2 separate regions of the Homo sapiens genome follow, and region 2 is linked to region 1. Evidence: chromatin loops called from intact Hi-C (ENCODE). Cell type or tissue: mammary epithelial cell. All regions are shown on one strand. Each heading gives the region's core, and the rest is flanking DNA. Links, peaks and the distances in the headings are about the cores only. Region 1 has its middle 65 kb from the start of GRIA1. Region 2 has its middle 190 kb from the start of LINC01470.

Region 1 (2,926 bases), core at 176-2,675:
ATGACCTAGCTTATACATCATCTCAGGTAATCTTGCAGGTGAATATTTATCCCCAGTGAACAGATAAGGAAATTGAGACTCCAGGAGCCTAAGCAACTTGCCCAAAGTCACATAGCCAGTCTTCTAACAGTTAAGCTTAGAGACAGGGTCAGCTCTAAATCACCCTGTTGAGTAAGTATGTCATTGCTGCTTCCCTGAGAGCAACTCAAGTCCAAGATTTCCCATTGTTCAAATGTGATTTTTAAAATTCCTGCTTTGCCTACATTATAGTATTGATGTAAGTATAAAATTCAGGACAGAAATGGATAGCACTTTAGAAATGAAAAAAATTGTTGTACAAATGCAAGGTCTTATTACTTTACTTGGCTGCAGAATTCAAACGGACCAGGAGAATGCATCTTGATTGGAATAATCTCTGTGATAACAGCTTCAGTCAATCTTTGGAAAGATGGTACTCTCTGAGAGCTCTGTCCATCTCCTCAAATAAGAACTCTTATAACATTCACGAAAGACAGGCAACATTAAGCCATTTGAACTGCATTTGTAATTTCCCAGATGGGTCAATCCAGAAACCAAAGCCCAATTTTAGAGCTTTAATGTTGTTAAAAGAATCTAATTCATCTCCCTTATTTTACAGATGTGGAAACTGAGGTCTATAGAAAACTCAGTGAAAGTCAAAACCGTTAGGCAAGTCACAATTGTATTTCTTTTCATCTCTCTTTCTTCTCTTCCCCCAAATCTCAACCTAGGATGTTTTTCAGAATTTTTTTTTTCCACCTATATAATCCCTAAATTCCTAAAACTGATATTAAAGTTCGAGGCCTCTCGAAACTTAAGAGGAGCACTTTGTGGGCATTTGTCTTAGGGAAAAGGAGAGATCCTTTGGGGTTATTAGACAGAGCCATATGGACTCTGTAGGTTTTCTGGGCAAAGCGTTTTGTGTGTTTCCCAGTGTCCATGAACTTGGAGGCTGGGTTGTAAAGTGGAGTCACAGGGTGGAAAGGAAATAACATGAGTAAGAGCCTTTACTAAGAGCATCTCCTCTTTGCAGCGTGTTCTACCTGCATCCCCAAAAGCTCAAGCTACAACCATCCCCCTAGGTGTGGGCCAAATACTGCCTACAGATTCTATTTTTCCTCCCCAGTATTTGCAATTTTATCTTATACAACCAATAGTGCCTTCCAGAAAAGATAAACAATATGTAAGTTTATAAAATGAACCATGAAAACTGCTCACCAGAGTTCCACCCTCACCACCCTCACAACTCACTTTTCCTTCAAGTGAGTAGTTCAATGTGCATACTTCCAGGTTCTTGGTGCACCTTCACTGGCAAGGGAGGGAGATACAGAACCCAAATACCTAGAATGACCAAGAAGTAGTATAAATATGCTAAGCAGGGGTGTTTGAAGTACATGCCCTGTCTGTAGGGGGCGCCACAACCTTGCTCCCAGGAATTGCTGCTTCCTGGGAATGCAGAGCCCCCAGCATTGTTTAAGATGCTTCAGTTTCTTAAGCCTAGCACCAAATTCAGACTTTTTCATAAAAGCTTCTGACTTTAAGATATTAGCAATGAATTCTAAATTTTTAGAAGTGCTACTAGGCCATATAAGACATTTGTAAGCCAGATACAGCCCACAGATTTACAACCTCGGACTTAGGAACAGATGTACATAAATAGGAGCACACTTTGTACATGTCTTGTGATTGCTTATTGCCTCCAACTCCATACTATTGGTACTGATCTTTCTTCTTTATTATTATTTAACTTTTAAGTTCAGGGGTACATGTGCAGGTTTGCTATATAGGTAAACTTGTATTGTGAAGGTTTGTTGTACAGATTATTTTGTTACCCAGGTATTAAGCCTAGTACTCATTAGTTATTTTTCCTAATCCTCTCCCTCCTCCCACCCTCCACCCTTCAAAAGGCCCCAGTGTGTGTTGTTTACCTCTCTGTGTCCATATGTCTCATCATTTAGCTCCCACTTATAAATGAGAACATGCAGTGTTTGGTTTTCTGTTCTTATATTAGTTTGCTAAGGATAATGGCCTCCAGCTCCATCCATGTTCTTGCAAAGGACATGATCTCATTCTTGTTTATGACTGCATAGTATTCCATGGTGTATCTGTACCGTATTTTCTTTATCCAGTCTACCACTGATGGGCATTTAGGTTAATTCCATGCCTTTGCTATCGTGACTAGTGCTGCAACAAACATGCATGTGCGTGCATCTTTATGATATAATTATTTATATTTCTTCAGGTATATACTCAGTAATGGGATTGCTGAGTCAAATGATAGTTCTGTTTTTAGGTCTTTGAGGAATTGCCACAGCATCTTCCACAATGTTTGAACTAATTTCACTCCCACCATAAGTGTTCCTTTTTCTCCACAGCCTCACCAGCATCTGCTATTTTTTGACTTTTCATAGTAGCCATTCTATCTGGTGTGAGATGGTGTCTCACTGTGGTTTTGATTTGCACTTCTGTAATTATCAGTGATGTTGAGCTTTTTTTTCATATGATTCTTGGCTGCCTGTATGTCTTCTTTTGAAAAGTGTCTGTTCATGTTCTTTGCCCACTTTTATGGGGTGTTTTTTTTCTTGCAAATTTAAATTCCTTGTGGAAGCCAGATATTAGATTTTTGTCATCTGCATAGTCTGCAAAAATTTTTTCCCATTTTGTAGATTGTCTGTTCACTATGTTGATTGGTTCTTTTGCCGTGCAGAAGCTCTTTTGTTTAGTTAGATCCCAGTTGTCAATTTTTGCTTTTGCTGCAATTGCTTTTAGTATCTTTGCCCCTTCCTATGTCCAGAATAGTATTGCCTAGGTTGTTTCCCAGGGATTTTATAGTTTTGGGTTTTACATTTAAGCCTTTAATCCATCTTGAGTTAATTTTTGTATATGGTATAAGGAAAAGGTCCAGTTT
Region 2 (2,926 bases), core at 109-2,608, 270 kb after region 1:
ATGGTGAAACTTTAGGCCCCGCATGAGATGGAGATGAAAGACAAGGCAAGGGTGTCTCAGTGGCTCCTCAAATTACACAAGGTAGACTCTGTTTATGGGAGATAATGGATACTAGGCTTTAAAATGACAAAAAATTATTCTGTGGCCTTTGAGCTCTCATTTTTAAGTCTGTACAAATTCCTCCTGAGGATGAGTCAGACTCTGGGGATAGCAAAGCAGAGAGACAGACTGGGAAGTGACAAAAGCATTAGACATAGACGCAAGAACTAGGTTCTGCCCACAGCTTTGCCACCAACAGGCTGAATAAACTTGGACACGTCCATTCCTGTTTCTGGGCTTCAATTTTTTCCCTTTGCAAAACGGAGCTGTTTTAGATGCAGTACTTCTCAAACTTTAATGTATATATTAATGCCCCTGGGGATTTTGTTAAAATGCAGATTCTGAATCTCTAGGTCTGGGGCAGGGGATGAGAGTCTGCATTTCTAAATAGCTTCTGGATGGTGCTAAAACTGTGAGTCTCTAGATCATATTTTGGGTAACAAGACTTAGAGGACTCCTAAGGACAACTCATGGAAATCAACACACATTTATTTGGTACTACCTATTATATGACAGGCACGCTTCTAGGGGCTGTTGATATTAAGACAAAGAAGGCACAGTTTCTGCCCACACTGGAAATACTCACATTCCAATAGGGAAGAAAGACAAATACATCATTTCAAAATAGTGTGATGACACAATTGAAGTTTGTACCAAAAAAAAATATGCCACAGAACAGAGAAGAAGTTATTTATTTAGGGTGGGGTGTGGGATACAGATGTCAGAAAATCACAGATTACGTGAAAAGTGCTGAGAACTATCAAATGATGTATGTATAAAGAAGATCTCTTAATCTCAGAGGGCACTTGAGAATTTCTTTGTCCAAGGAAGGCTCAGCTGTGAGGAGAGGAGATAAATTATTTTGATCAGTAATCTTGAATATTACATCTCAGTCCATGATTGCTTTCTCCCTGCCTTCCCATCCCATCCCATAGCAGCCTGTTAGCACCACACTGATGAAACACTTGCTACCCTAGATAAATCCAGAGTTTGTTTGGAAGCTCCAGCAAGCAGGAAGCTGGCAGAGGTGAGGCCATGGCAGCACTTCACCCTTGCTCAGCCCCCAACAGGACAGAAACAGTGAGTCAGGAAAAGGAAAAGCAGGCGGGTGGAGAAAGGATGCAATCTGCATCATCAAAGGGTAGTGATTATGTTTTCTAAAAGAACACCTGAACACAGTGGCAGCACCCAGGAAGAGGCAGGGTGTGTCCCCACCCCCTGGAATAATAGGGAACTGAGCAGAAAGCAGCCTGATTCAGGGATGATGGGAAGGGGAGAGGAACAGTGAATGAAGGAACATCCAGAAGTGTGTTCTTCCTCTGGCTCATCATAGGTTTTATATTGAAATAGGTTTACTCTGATGCCTAAAGGTGATCACACCAAAAAGAGTCCTAGGTGGCAGATGGGAGAGCTGGTTTCTGGCACCACCTTACTGTGTGACCTTGGGCAAGTGAAGACCACTCTGAGACTCAGTCTTTCCAGTGATGCCATGGGAAGTTTGGGCATAATTTCTAGGGTGACTTCTAACTTCAAGAGTCTATGAAAAGTAGAGGAATGGTTACCAGAAGCTGGAGGATGGGGTAATGAGATGTGGGTCAAAGGGTACAAAATGAATAGGTTCTGGAGATCTAATGTACAGAATGGTGACTATAGGTAATAATAGCATATGGAATACTGGAAGTCTGCTAAGCGGGCAGATCTTAAGTATTCTCACCACACACACAAAAAGGGTGATAACTATGTAAGGTGATGGATATAGTAATTAGCTTTATTAGGTTAATCATTTCACAATGTACCTGTATATCAAATCATCACATTGCACATCTTTAAATATATAAAATTTTGTCAATTGTCTCAATAGAACTGAAGAAAAAAGACTCTATGATTAATTTTTCATGTTCAAGTTCAATATCTTATACTATCAGTATCTCACAGGAAACATTCCTTTCATCCTTACTACCTCCATCTGCCACTTCTCATATACAACTAGATTTGTGACCAAATTTGGTGAGTCGATTCATGCGGATCTCAGAATCCACATGCCTGTTTTCCACAGATCCAGATACTTTCTTCTGTTTATTTAGGCATTGACCCTTCATTTCCTTTCAGAGAGGAAACTGGGCATTCAAGCCTCTACCATGCTCTGCCTGGATTATTGTAGCAATATCCTGGCCATCCTGGAGACACTGTTGTACCCCAGTTCTTCCTTACCTAGGTGCAGCCAGAGAGATTGTTTATAATGTACATGAAACAATGTTACTTCTGCTTGTAATGGCCTCCTTATGCATAAAATAAAATCTAAACACCCATGTGGCCTACGAGATCTTGCACCATCTGATTCCTGTTAACCTCTGCAATCACAGTTCTTATCTTTATTCCATATTTACCACATCCCAGCCATACAAAACTTTCTTCTATCCTTAAAAACTCCGAGCTCAGGGCCTTTGACCTTGCTGTTAATACCTAGAATAGTTTCCCTCCAGATCTTCACAGTGAGGTTCATTCTTATTCAGTTGTCTATTCAAATGACACCTCATCAGTTAGACAGACCATCCTAGACCACACTGACCAAAGCACTGCCTCTACAACATGTCACCATTTAACCATTCACTTTGGCTTGTTTCCTTCACAGTATTAATCATTGTCAGATGTTATCTTAATTACTCTTTGCTTCCTGTGCACTGTCAGTCTCTGTTCCCTCATCCTCACTACAATGCAAGAGATATGAGATCAGGGACTTCATCTGTCTTTTTCATTGCCCCTAGACTAGTGAATATCTCAGAGTAGGTGCTCAGGCAGTATGTGTTGAATAAATGGAAGAAAGAAA

What was found. A loop is a pair of places that touch in the nucleus more often than their neighbours do. Peaks named below come from ENCODE experiments on the same cell type or tissue, not always from the same donor. Only the 100,000 strongest peaks of a DNase experiment are listed, where the experiment ranks them.
Region 2: it touches region 1 in a loop (23-fold over the local background); 1 of 110 quality-filtered maps calls a loop at or near these places.

Annotation. Positions count from the first base shown.
Region 1 is chr5:153,424,622-153,427,547 of GRCh38, reverse strand. No RefSeq gene overlaps it. Among named protein-coding and RNA genes, the nearest start is that of GRIA1, 65 kb to the left of the region's middle. In mammary epithelial cell, for the core only: a CTCF peak has its summit at 1,429 (motif pointing right); no DNase peak of the experiment used is centred there.
Region 2 is chr5:153,157,120-153,160,045 of GRCh38, reverse strand. No RefSeq gene overlaps it. Among named protein-coding and RNA genes, the nearest start is that of LINC01470, 190 kb to the right of the region's middle. In mammary epithelial cell, for the core only: a CTCF peak has its summit at 1,311; DNase peaks (open chromatin) are centred at 245 and 1,215; H3K27ac peaks cover 2,073 bases.